Regions from separate parts of the Homo sapiens genome. Here region 2 is linked to region 1. The links are chromatin contacts, found by Hi-C or POLR2A ChIA-PET in ENCODE. All regions are on one chromosome and are shown on one strand. The core of a region is the stretch at or near the end of the contact, and the rest is flanking DNA. Distances in the headings are between cores, read along the strand shown.

Evidence for each region. A loop is a pair of places that touch in the nucleus more often than their neighbours do. ChIA-PET counts read pairs that join two places held with the same protein, here RNA polymerase II (POLR2A). Pooled maps may share reads with other maps.
Region 2: a loop to region 1 is called in a pooled map, with 2.9 times the contacts of the local background. The contact joins two enhancer-like sites. A Hi-C loop is called at or near these places in 1 of 37 single-sample maps with no recorded cell type and 3 of 50 pooled maps. POLR2A ChIA-PET finds 5 or more read pairs at or near these places in 3 of 52 experiments (CD4-positive, alpha-beta T cell, HepG2 and OCI-LY7).

Annotation. Positions count from the first base shown.
Region 1 is chr13:73,764,843-73,771,411 of GRCh38, reverse strand. KLF12 (KLF transcription factor 12) reads left to right here. Exons shown (of 8, transcript NM_001400136.1): 6 at 6,412-6,474. Among named protein-coding and RNA genes, the nearest start is that of LINC00393, 110 kb to the right of the region's middle. RefSeq lists enhancers at 3,292-3,927, 4,921-5,421. Within about 2 kb of position 5,196, at least 33 of the 41 ENCODE cell types and tissues checked have a DNase peak (open chromatin) inside an H3K27ac peak, as active enhancers do; they include OCI-LY7, where a contact is called at or near this core.
Region 2 is chr13:73,965,527-73,971,980 of GRCh38, reverse strand. The region is part of intron 2 of KLF12 (KLF transcription factor 12); the gene reads left to right. Among named protein-coding and RNA genes, the nearest start is that of KLF12, 170 kb to the left of the region's middle. Within about 2 kb of position 4,045, at least 2 of the 41 ENCODE cell types and tissues checked have a DNase peak (open chromatin) inside an H3K27ac peak, as active enhancers do; they include OCI-LY7, where a contact is called at or near this core.

The sequences.
Region 1 (6,569 bases), core at 3,947-6,446:
TATTAGACAGACATGGTCATTGCATCCATCCTGGAAGTTGTAGTTTAGTAGGAAAATCAGGCCAATAATACAACAGCTATTTATTGAGTGCCTACTTTAGTACCAGGTACTGGAGATATGACAGTAAGCAAAAAGAGAAAAGTTCCCTTGTCCCCTGGAATATGCTGTCTAGTTGGAGAGACAGGTTACATAAACTAAACATACTAACAAATATAATCTTGAGTTAACCCATGCTAAGTACCCCGTGCCATGAGAACTAAGAGCAAGTTCACCAAGACCTGGAGGTTAGGGAGGGCATCTTACAGTTGAGCATCAGCTAATCACCTTAGCAGGGAGAGAGGAGAACATCTAGTGTCACTGCCCCAGAGAGAGCAAGTGGGGATGGTGGGAGATAGGGCCAGGATTAATTAATACATTATAATTGCACACCAAATGCTCTTTTTAGAATTCCTCATTCTGTTGGTGTATATCAGAAATTAATGTTTCCTTCAAAATGTAATATTTTTAGCACAGTTTAACTTCTCTCTTTCAGTGTCTATGACATTAGAATAAGAGTTATAGTAAGCAGTTAAAAAAAATTTCACATATTGGCTGGGCATGGTGGTTCACGCCTGTAATCCCAGCACTTTGGGAGGCTGAGGCAGGAGGATCATTTGAGTTCAGGAGTTGGAGACCATCCTGGCCAACATGGTGAAACGCCATCTCTACTAAAAATACAAAAATTAGCCATTACAGGTGGCGCATGCCTGTAATCCCAGCTACTCAGGAGGCTGAGGCAGGAGAATTGCTTGAGCCAGGGAGGCAGAGGTTTCAGTGAGCCAAGATGGCACCACTGCACTCCAGCCTGGGTGACAGAGGAAGACTCCATCTCAAAAAAAAAAAAAAAGTTCACATATTAATTGTATATAATATTTAAGTTCAGCCCACTTTTCTAAAAGTAACATAAATGGCTTTTCATGAGAGAAATTTTAGTATAAAGGCAGATGGAGAACCTTTTAAAAATATATGGCATTTCTAATAGTCATTTAATCACTGGCCTGAGGAAAACCTGAGAATAAAATAGGCCCACTGAATTTAAACACTGGTCACACTCATATTTTTATTTGGTCATGGGTAGTGTGTTTATATTAAAATAACATCTAGAGTAACCTAAATCATCAGGAGAACTTGTATTCAGTACAACCGAGTGTAAGAAGAAAGCAATACCAAGAATTATTTTTAAATTATCTTTTATATAATTCTGCATAGGAAAATTCTGATATTTAGTAATTGTGGAGTTATTTTAGGTTAATCTTTTCTTCAGCAAATGTAGTAAACTGAGTTGTTAAAGTATGTATTATGTTTAATGCTTTGCACAATGTATAGATAATCATTTAATCATTAACCTAATTAAAATATAGGTTAATGATTATATAACCTAAATGGTTTTAGAAAAAGAACGTATTTGTACATAATAATTTCTTATAATCTTGGTATAAAATATCTAGTCTTGCTAGATGAGTAATGTCCTACAAGAAAGATTTCATTGGTCTGTGGAATAATCATTTATTCTCATTCTTCTCAGTATGAAACAGCCTCTCTAATTTATGGGGTGTGAGCACAAGTGGACTCACATGTTATTCTAAGGGTTTTTGGCCTGAGCAACTGAGTGAATAATTCCAACATTTTTGAAATTGAGAAGATACCAGAAGGAACATCTTTTTTTTTGTTTGTTTCTTTCAGAGAAAGGTTGATATTAAGAAACCTGGGTCTGGTTTTCAGAGAAGATCTAAGGCTGGAGGTAGACATTTGGGAGTCGTGATGATGTGGATGGGAAGGTCATGATGGTAGCTCAGTTGGAGCCTCTTTTAGCTACAGAGTGAGTTTAAATAGTGGAGAGGAAAGGTTATAGGACAGTGACAACTAGCCCATGCCAACATTTAGAGTTTGAAAGAATGAGAGGAGGAGGTTCAAGCAAAGGAGAAAGAAAGGAGGAAAGCCAGAAGAATGTCTTGGCTGCTGAGTAAAGAAGCTGTTCAAGAATGGAGTGATAATTTATGTCAGTTGCTGCTGAGAAGTTGAGGACTAAGAATTCACCATTAGATTTGAAAACATGGAGACTATTGATGGCTGTGATGAGGGCAGTTTCATCAGAGCGGTGTGGATACCAACTACATTGGATTCTAGAGAAAATGGAATGTGAGGAAGCATGGCTATAGCTAGAATTAATTTCTGCCCTCTAAAATTTACATGTGTTGTACATTATGTATTTAAATAGCAATGCTAATATAACAAGGAACATTCATAAACAATTAAAGAGATAAAGTATATTATTATGACTGTGCTTCTTATAAGTACCCACATGCTTCATATTTAGTCCAAGAAAACCATTACTTCCACTTTATATCTACTTATATTATAAAATGTTCAATTGGGCTTAAATACATGGAAAATTTCCTATTTAAGACCCTGGTGCTAATTCATCTTATTACATCCTCTGGGCTGGGTGGAGGGAATATATATAAGTATCAGATGATAATCTTATATCATCCATGATGTAAGACAGGTCAGACAGGTCAGACGTACCTGTGTTTAAATCCTGACTTTTCTCTTTACTACCTACGTGACCCCAGCAAGTTACCTAATCTTCTAAGCCTATTTTCTCAAAGATAAAATGTGGACAGTAATGACATGAGGATAAATTAAGATAATATGTCTTAATTATTTAGCATGATACCAAGCAAATAGTAAGGGCTCTGTAAATGGGTGCAAATTTGCATTGCCGTGATTACTGTCTTGTTCTTGAATGGGTCATAACTTAAATACTGTGCAGTTTAGTACACAGAAGATAGGTCTTCTAATAAAGAGCAGAAAAAAATGAGCTGCCTGAGAGTAAGCCATACCTTATAAGCCATAGTTTTTGGTTTGTATTATTCTGCCCATGTTTATTTCTTGGTTTGTTTTCTCGCCTTTAGTAAAGTTGTATAAGCACAGTAGGTAAGACTGCAGGCTCTGTAGAGCATATTTGTAATCTTAATCCCCTGGAATTACCTGGATAGTCCAGCTCTATCCTCTGACTTCCCATCCTTTCATGTCTAATCAGCACTGCTAGTGACAATAGCTAACATGTATTGACTGCTTCCTAAGTACTGAGCACCATTCTAAAGATTTTATAGCTGTTAACTGATTTAAACCTCGCAGCCCTAGGTAATAGGCCCCATTATTACCTCCATTTGCCCTGATGAGGAAACTGAGGCACAGAGAGGTTAAATAACTTGCCCAAAGATGACACCGTTGGTAAACGGTGAAGCTGGGATTCAGTCAGGCAGGCTGGTCACACAATTTTCACTCTTAACCACTTCATCCTAATTCCATTTGGGATGATAAGATTGCATTAAGTTATCACAGCTTTTCTGTGGTGCAGATAGTAAAGTGGGACCAGTATCCTTCCCCCAGCAATTCATGAGTGCTGATGATTTGTGTTGGGAATCAAGATGTTGCATCCCACCTCCAGTCACCAGGGGGTGCCACTCAGGTAGGTTTATGAAAACATTGAAAACCAGAGTGATGGTATTCTCTTGATTAACTATAAATGGCAGTCATTAAGATGCAAGGTTTTGAGAGTCAGGTTCTTTGGTGCTTATACCCAAAGAAGAAAGAGCCGTTTTTGTATTAAGTCATCTAAAAAGTTCTCATATGCTTAGCAAGAAAGCTAAATTAAGCTCTGCACTGGGTAAAATTATAAACATGCTCTCTGCTCCAGATGAGTAAGTGTATATAAATAGAACAGTTGGTACACATGGCCCTAATGGTATAGCTTCCCTGTTTTCTATGTAATGTAAATCACCAAATGTGAGCATTTCTACCTGACAAACTGTCAGTCTCAGAAGAGCACATTCAATACATGTTACACAACAACCAAGATTGCCCTTTTGTTCAGCGTGGTGTTTTTTCTTTCCACATCCAGCAGTTAGTACTAAGGCCTGAACCCCTTAGTTACAGAACAAAGTGGCTTAGCAGTAATCGAGCCTGTGTGAGGCTAAGGGAAGAATAATGAACATTCCCTGCAAGCTTCCTGCCTAGATGCAGGTGCAAGAATCAGGAGGTCATGAATAATGCATGACATGCAGATTAGGTGGTGGTTTCTCCTACAGAGGTTTTGACGTTGCTACCTGCCTGGCTTCTATATGTGGAAAGAAGGCAGAAGATGGCAAAAAGTGTCACAGGTTAAAGACTGAGCTCAAAAAAACATGCCATATCCTTTTGAAGAAATAATATATAGGGGGTTGGTGAAGTGCAAGGCTTATGGTCTACTTTATCAGATGAAGTATGTGCCAAGTTATCAGTGTACTTATTCCCTTTGAGGACAGAAATAAAGCTTTGTTGATTTACCTTTTTAATTTAGGAAACCTTGTAATTATTTGTTCATATACACAATCAGGACTTCTTTTCCAAAGACTTTCCTAAGGAATTCTTTTCCTGAGACTGCTAAACCATTATAGAAATTCTCCATTTGCAGTATTTGATCTATGGATCAGTGAAATTTTCCTAAAAGATACAAATACCTAGACAATGTTGTAATTATGGATTAAACAGACTCTCTTTTTCTTCACTAATATATGCAATAAACAGCATCAATAAGAGAATACTTCTGTCATTAAACTTCACCCAGTGGAATTTTCATGATGAAATAGTTTCTTTGTACTCCTAGGGTTAAGGAGGGGACAATATAAAAAGTAAATGTGTAAAAGATAGAGAACAAATTAAAGAACTGTGAGTATTTGGGGCTGATTAAACTTTATTTAAATAGTTAGGATTCTGATACCCCAGTGAGGGTATAGGGAAAGTTCAGGAGAATTTCCTGCACTTCCTCTTAGGTCAGGGGGCTTTAACTGGGGAGAACTTTTTTGGCTCAAATATCCATTTTAAGGATTGTATTTCAAGCAGACAGAAAGTAAAAAAGTAAAAGAATAAAAGAGGAAAAAATTACGCTTGCTGCCTTTCGTATAATTTTTATGTACTATTATTGCGTTTTCCCCCTCTTTGTCCAATTTAGGATACTGGATTATGAACTGGCTTTCATTTCTAGCTGAGTCTGTCATTTCCACTAGGCCCCAGTTTGGCTGGACGCCGAGACCAACAGGTGATCCTTGTAGCTGCAAAACAGCAGGAAGTGGGCCGTGCTTGAATGAGACAGTTCACCAGAGGGGCTGTCTGGCCTCTCTCCATCTTTCTGCATAATTAACACCCCCTCCCCCATGCCGAGCAGAAAATCTGTGCTGAGCAGCTCAGCTGCAGCAGCCATTGAGAAGCGCTGTGAGGAAAAGAATGTTAATAAGGGATGTTGGAAGAAATAAGCCTTCCGAGTGCAAAGTGCAGTCTGGCTCTGGGTTTAGGGAAAGACTGCAGTTGGCCCTTAGGCGGGGCTGGAACTGCATTATCTGTTTTGGAATGATTTTCACTTATTAAACAACTACAGAGAACTGGGTTTCTTACAAACCTTGGTTCTAACTGGACTTTAAGACCAGTTTTATATCCCCATTTTTTTTCTTGTAAATAAGAGCAATGTATGAAGCATAAAGGGTGAAGGTAATACAAGCTAAGACTGCTTGGATCTCACAAATCCTGGCTAAAGACAGACCATAACAGGAAGCTGGCAGCCGGAAGTAGGGCGTATTGTTTTGCCGGTTAGTGACCCACAAAGAGGCGGAGGTTTACTAGCTAGGCTTTGATTAGAAGATAACAGCAGTTCCCGGAAGCTTTAAGCTGTTTCCAGTGGATAAGTCCAATCCTGGAAGCTTGGAAAGCAATATATTCTTCACTTCTCCTTTATCTGGCTAAAATTTTGAATTGACTTTACTTTCTTCAAAGTCCAGTGTAGCACATCACTTCCAGAATGTACTCCTCCTAGGAGTACCTGTTCACCCTTCCTTCCTTCCCTGTGCCTGCAGATTCTGTCACAGCACATTTGAATAACGTTGTTTGCTTCCTAGAGTTTTAAATGTGGTAGAGTGAAGGAGAGGGCACTTAGACACCTCTTTGTGCCCACCCTCATGGGAACAGGTACAAAGAGGGCTCACTGAACTCAGGCACCATACCTTAGATAACTTTTACCCACCCTTGTACCTGGCAAGGGTTAGGTATTCAGTCACTTTTGTTGGACTGAATGAATGCATCAGTCCTGCCTCTGGGAGTCTTCAGAGTGAACATTATGACAGACCTGTTGTCTTGAGAGTGGTTAAGAAGGAAAAAAGGACCACAGATTTGCAGGCGTAGGAATTTAATTGCATCATTTACTAAGAGGGGTTCAAGTTCTGGGGATTTTGTATTAAGCAATTCTAAAAGAAATTATTTATAAAACATGCCATTTTTTTAAATTTGCAATTGGGAATATGCTTTTTCAATGACTGGATTATTCTTCTCTGTCTACAGGGTACATCCGTCCCCAGTATCAAGGGTCCGGGGCAATCGAATGAATAATCAAAAGTTTCCTTGGTGAGTATACAGTCTAATATGAGTATTTGTAGGTCTTACGGGAAACTTTAATAGGGCTTATGTTAAAATTAAGAGAATTAGTCCTACTTCTCTAT
Region 2 (6,454 bases), core at 2,796-5,295, 200 kb before region 1:
GAGTGTAATTGTACAGCTGGTTAATTTGTGAGTAGAAAACAATACTATTTAAAGCCCTTACCTTATGAGTCATCTGATCAATTCACTTAAAAAAATCTGTTAGCTTTCTTGATAAATGAAATGGGGTCTTGCTGTGTTGCCCAGGGTGGTCTTGAACTTCTGGTCACAAATGATCCTTCTGCCTTAGCCTCCCAAAGTGGTAGTATTACAGTCAGGAGCCATTGTGCCGAGCCTGTTAGCTCTGTTTATTCATAGTTCATATCACCATTGTGAATGTAGTATTTTCATTGACGTCAGTAGTTTTACATAAGGTCTCTTGATGGTGATGAAACTAGTCACTATTAAGATGGAGTTTCCTTGTTTGGAGCCTCAGGAGAAATACCCACCATGCTTTTTTAAAATCAGGGGCCTCCATAGTATCAACTTTATAGTTGATGGTTTAGTACCTTTTCCTGTCTTAAAAAAGATACTGTCATGGAGGTGGACTTAAACTGGAAAAGAGTGATATAGCCGAAATAAATTATATATACATTTCATTGTTGCCTAAGAACAGGGATCATTTGTTCTGTCTCTTACAGTGTATTACTGTGCCTGCATTAGAGGCTGGCAGTATGTCAGGAGCTCTGTCTGGGGTTTGGTTATGTAGTCTATTTTGTGAAGGAAGTTAATGTTTTTGGATTGCATTATGATTGTCGCCCAAACCATTATCCTCATTATAAAAATCCTTAAATGTGTTTGCAATTGCTTATTAAAAGTCTCTGGCAAGAAGAGTTTAATTTATAATTCCTAACTTCTTGACTCCTTGTTTGATTGCATTTTTTTGGCGGAACCATGTTTATCAATATGTATTTTTAAAATTAGCACAGTTTTTTGTCCCTTGCCAGGTTCGAGTAACTTTCTCATTTTTGGGTGCTTACAATATTTTAACACTTAAAAATCCATAAAAATTTAACTTTGAAAACTACTGACAACTTTTCTGTTTTTCAAAGATGCCTTCTCTCAGTCAATGTTAACATTTTTTTTTCTTTGCAGCTGATGCAATTTTGTTTAAAAACATTCCCCACCCTTCTGCTGCTTTGAGCCCTTGATTTAACCCATTAAAAATGGGTACTTTTGAAGCATCTGCACTGAAAAATGCTTTCCAAAGAAAACATTTGTTAGAACACACAAACGATTTATTTGGGTACATTGAAGAACCTAAACATTTGATTCAGCTGCCAGTATGTGCTTTGCTGGCTAATGTTTCTTCAGCATTTCCACATTTTCATAGGCTAGCGGCCAAGTTGTCCGACAGTCTGGTACCTCTTGGGGGTGGAAGTGGGTGTGTATATGTGGAGCTGGTAGCACTAGCATGCTCCTGTATGTCGCCAGTTGGCATATGGTAGAACTGGCAGAAGCTGGCCCCGCCAACCTGGAAGCATATAGATACTAACAAGCTTCTTCAGCCTGCCCAAAATGGCTCGAGGAAGCTCACTCAGATCCTCTGTGACACTGATCCCAGGAAGTCAGAACTCTTAGAGCAGTTTTCTCAGCTATGTCGGATCTGAGGTAATCAAGACAGTACATCTGAACTGGAGTATGCCATCATTGCACTAAGACATATTGTGATTAAAAAAAAAAAAACCAGCACCAGTTCTTGTACAATGCTTTATGATTTATAAAGTGCCTTGCTATGTGTCTTGTCATTAGGTTAATAATAAATAAAAAACTTAAGTAGATTATAGTATCTCCATTTTTAGAGATAAGAAATTGGTCACACAAGGAGGAAGTGTTGGTGCTATGGTTTAAATCCTCCATCTTATCAGATTCTACCCTCTGTGTTTTCTCACTCTGCCACACTGGAAATAAAGCATGAACTGTGCAAGATGGATTGACCTAGTTTGATACAAAATTGCACCAGCTATATATCAAATTAAGGACCTATAACTCTGCTTGTACCACTGGCATGAGGAGGTGAAACAACAAGCATTTGTTGAACCTAACTAAGCACTGTGGGATTTGTCAGGTTTTGGTTAGATGAAGTCTAAAATTATAAGGAGGTCTCTATGTTAAGAACAAAAGATAGGTAGGTCAAGAGGCTTGTTTGTATATATCTAACAGGTAAACATAAAACATTTTCTCTCTCTCTGTACTGCATTAAGAGGAAGGTTTGATGGTAGCCCTATGAAGAAGATTTTGAGAATGGCCTTGGCCTATTGTTAAGTGAGAGCTGTGAAAGTACTACTTCTTCCATGTATGTCTTGAATACTTATTGTAGTTGTGCATGGTGCCAAGCAGTATCCCAGGGACTGGGGAGACAGAGGTAAGTGTTATATAGGGCTCATCCCTGAGGAGTTCTTAATCTAGTGGAAAATCTGAACATGGTAAGAGGAAATGACTCTTTTACCATGGCAGAAGTAGAGGAATCTTTGCAGACCCACACTTGAATGAGGGCTTGAAGGATGTTAAGGAGTTCTGTCACTAAAGAAGGAGTTTATCCTTTCCAAGGTAAGCTCATTGTAGGCATGTCCTAAAGTGAAGAAGGAAAGAAGTGTAAAAAATCCCAGTGGTATACACTGTTGAAGGCAGTAGAGAATAACTTAGAAGCTTACCTGGGGCCTGTTTGCCAGCAGTCCTTTTGGATGTGGGATAAATGGTAGGGGATTGTAGATAACACCCAGCCCCATGGGCTTTATAACCCCTTTCTCTACTTTTATATAGTCACATGTTCACTTCACTTCAGGCAGTATAAACTTTGATTATCCAGTCATTGCCTAGGATTGGCTGCTTTAGAACCTCCAAAAAGGTAGCTTTTGTATTCTGGCCCGTCAGTAATTATGGATTCATATTTCTTGGATATTCTTCCCTCCTGATGCAGCACCCACCCAGCATGCTCTTGGATTAGTATTCCTCCCACTCCAATATAGTAGAAGAATTTTCGAATAATTGCTATAGGTTTTTTTTTTTTTTTTAAAGTATGGGGTAAGGGAGAGAGATGTGAGATGAGGAGGCAATATAAACTTTCTTAGACACTTTATGGGAAATCCAAACGGAGGTTATGATAGGGAATAGAGATCCAGAACTCAGGGGAGAGGTGGGAGCTGGAGATGGATGATCTGTGCAGAGCTGGAAGTACAGCTGTGAGCATGACTTGGACTTCAGGGATCAACGTGTCGAGGGAGAAGAGAAGTGGACTTGGATGTGGTTTTTTAAGTTCCTGATGATGATAGTAATAGACAAATCATGTGTTAGGGACTCTAGAAAATAAAAGACGAATAAATTATCTTTCCTCGTGGAGTTTGCAAAAATATTCTTTACATTTCTACTGTGTCTTATGTTTTCAAAAGCATCATCTTTTAGAAAACTTTCTTAAGTGGTCAGTGTCATTGAAACCATTGAATAAGTCAAAGTCCCAAGATGAGAGTATTCATTTTGCAGTTTGCTGACAAGCATAGATGACGACGAAAGATACACAGATTCTCTTCTTCGGTGGCTTGAAATAAAGCTATTATCAAATAATGATTTGCCTTGAGAATATTAGGTAAAATAGAAGCATATGGAAATATAGTGAAATATCATGCATAGAATCATAATTATCCAGAAATCATAGCTGTCTGAGACCCCACCAGTGACTACAAATTACACAAGTAAGGCCTCTGAGAAGACAAATAGATGTCATAAGGTATTTATGCTTCACTTACAAGAGAGCATGTTGTGTGCTTATATTTCTATTTTATGTTACTTCCTATGCAAATTTAGCTGACTTATTTTTCTCATTTCAAAGTCTACAACAGATGAGAAGCAGCAAATGTAAATTAAGCATCTGAGCAAAGAAAAGGACCTTGAGAGATAGTTGAAGTTCCTCATTTGACTTGGGCCCAAAGATGTTAAGTGACTTATCCAGGATCATTCAGCTAGAAATAATAACCTAAATTGACTTCACTCTAAGTTCAGTGTTCTTTCTGTTTCACCATAGGGCAGAAGGAGCATCTATAAAAAGAACATGACCATATTGAGAAGTAGTAGCCTGACAGACTCTAATATGCAGATACAAGAACTCAAGAAGCACAGCAGTTTCAGGTCACTGAGCCTCGATACACTTCAGTGGGCCCTGAAGTTATCTCAGTATGCAGCATTTCATCGTCACTGATGCTCATAATTATTAGTCTGAGTCATCAGGAAAAAGTTAACTTATGTCCCTTGCCTTCTATGTAGAAGATATTAGGATTATTTCCATCCCAAGTACTTAGTATTTTCTCTTTTAAATTTGCAATTAAAAGAGAGAACCCCTCACCCATCCAGAAAACGAAACTCGTGAGAACACAATATTCCTAAGAATGCTGTATAAGTGAGGCTTATTGATGAAGAGACAGACCTGCCTTATGACTGGATGACTGTTTTGTAAAAATGACACATGTTTGGTACCAAGAATAATACACCTTAAGGGTTGTATGGGGTTATCTATATCAGATGCCTTGCTTACAAAGGTGATGGCATGGACTCCTCCTTGGCGGAAGGATGAGAGTCTCAGCAGGAGTGGTATTTCTTTTTTAAAATCTTGACTTTGTCTTGGAGCTGGGTCCCTTAGACTCTCATTTACACATCATCCACTGTATTCTTCTGGCGTTGAATACACCATGCGTTATTTGTTTAGTGACCGTGTATTCCAGCCTTGGCAGGCTCCTTCACCTTGGCATTTCTGTGCCTCTCTGCACAGATTCAAACTCATTTTTCTCAGTTTTGGTAACTGGTGCAAACCTATTTTAATGGATCATTCTTGGTTAAACCCCTCTGATGCTCAGACTCTCCATCTTCTGTGAACTCTTTCTCATGGGCCAGGAAAACAGATTCCCAAGTCAAAGATGCATTTAATTATGGATTTGGGAAGTGTTACATTTGCATTCATAGGAAGGTATTAGAAAACAAAATTAGAGGCCTTTTTAAAGCAAAGGAACTTGTCAGAAGTGAGTATTTTTAATTGTCCTTACGCATATCCTGGAAGTCATTTTGGTTACTATTTATAAGATTTTTAGTTATAAAACTTACAGGTCAATATGCAATGCATGTCATTTTACATTTTCTTTTTCTCAGTCTGGGATATTTAAGTGGCTGAAATTAGTTATAATTTTTCTTTAACATGGACAAGTCAGTTAGCTAGAAGTCAGCTGCATGTTTTGGAATATTAACTAACATTTGACAGTGTTTCCTGAGTAAAGTGCCGGCACATTACTGGGCATATAAATTCAGTGTCATTGGGTTTCGTTGCTGGGTAGAAGACTTTAAGGTTGCTGTCTCTTGAACAGGAGAAAGGATTGTGGAAGATTGGGGGCAAATGTAAGGAATTGACTACTTTGTGTGTCAGTGAGTGAAAATTGAATTTTGGCTGAGTCTTTTTGCACATGGAGCTACAAGAGGCCACAGAGGTCAGGACTGCATTCAAGCTGTCCTCAAATGAGACTTGGCTACCCTTTTCTTACAAATCCCCAAGGAACAGAGATTTCATGACCAATGTTGGCTGCACATTTCAGGGCCTCACAATCACACTTGTTCCTAATCCTTCCTCTTTCAGATACTTTTTATTTGGCATTTTTTTCTCTAAACTTTTACTTTTTTTTCTTTTAGTTCTCTTTATCAAAACTATTCATGTTCATTATAGACTCATTAGAGAAACATCAGAAAACAGAGAGAAAAGTAAAGCTACCATAATTTTAACTGCTCTTGGAATAATGAGGTAGCTTCATATAATTTATCTGTATTTTGATTTTGATACTTAAGAATGACATGCACAAGCTTGTATTATATATTGGGCACATTTCTACATCTTTCAGAATTATCATTTGTGATTTTTATGTTTCTGTGATAACTTATTTAACCACTATCCAATTTGGGGGCAGTTAGCTTGCTTCCAAGATTTAGTAATTACAAACAGCAGGGAAATTAATACTCTTTTGCACATCCTTAATTATTACCTTAGGATAAATTCCAAGAGTTAACAATTGCTAGATTGAAAGGTACATGCATTTTTATGGCTTTTGATATTTTCTGCCAAATTGCCCTGCAGTTTACAGCCCCGCCTACTAGAGTATTAGAGTGGCCTGCTCTTAATTTAATTTACATAGCAGCTACATCAGAAGAACTTGGAAAAGAAAGCTCATTGGTATAAAATTGTCATTTCGTAGCTTGAAGAGCATGTTATAATAGGGGCTTAATAACCTCTACAGAGGTTCCAGTCATCTTATGCCTTTTGGTGAGAGTGGGAAATTTTAATATATTTATTTGCTTCTGGAAAGGGAAAGATGAAAGGTGGAAAGGGGAGCAGAAGTTTTGGAGCAGTGTGCAGTTATGTGCGTGAATGTTGTCTGCATCTGCCCTTGGGATGCTAAGTCAGCCTCCACGTTATCACTGCATGGACCACGCAGAAGGGGATGGATCGTAAACAGCCATGTAGATACAAGCGCAAGATCTTTGGCTTGGT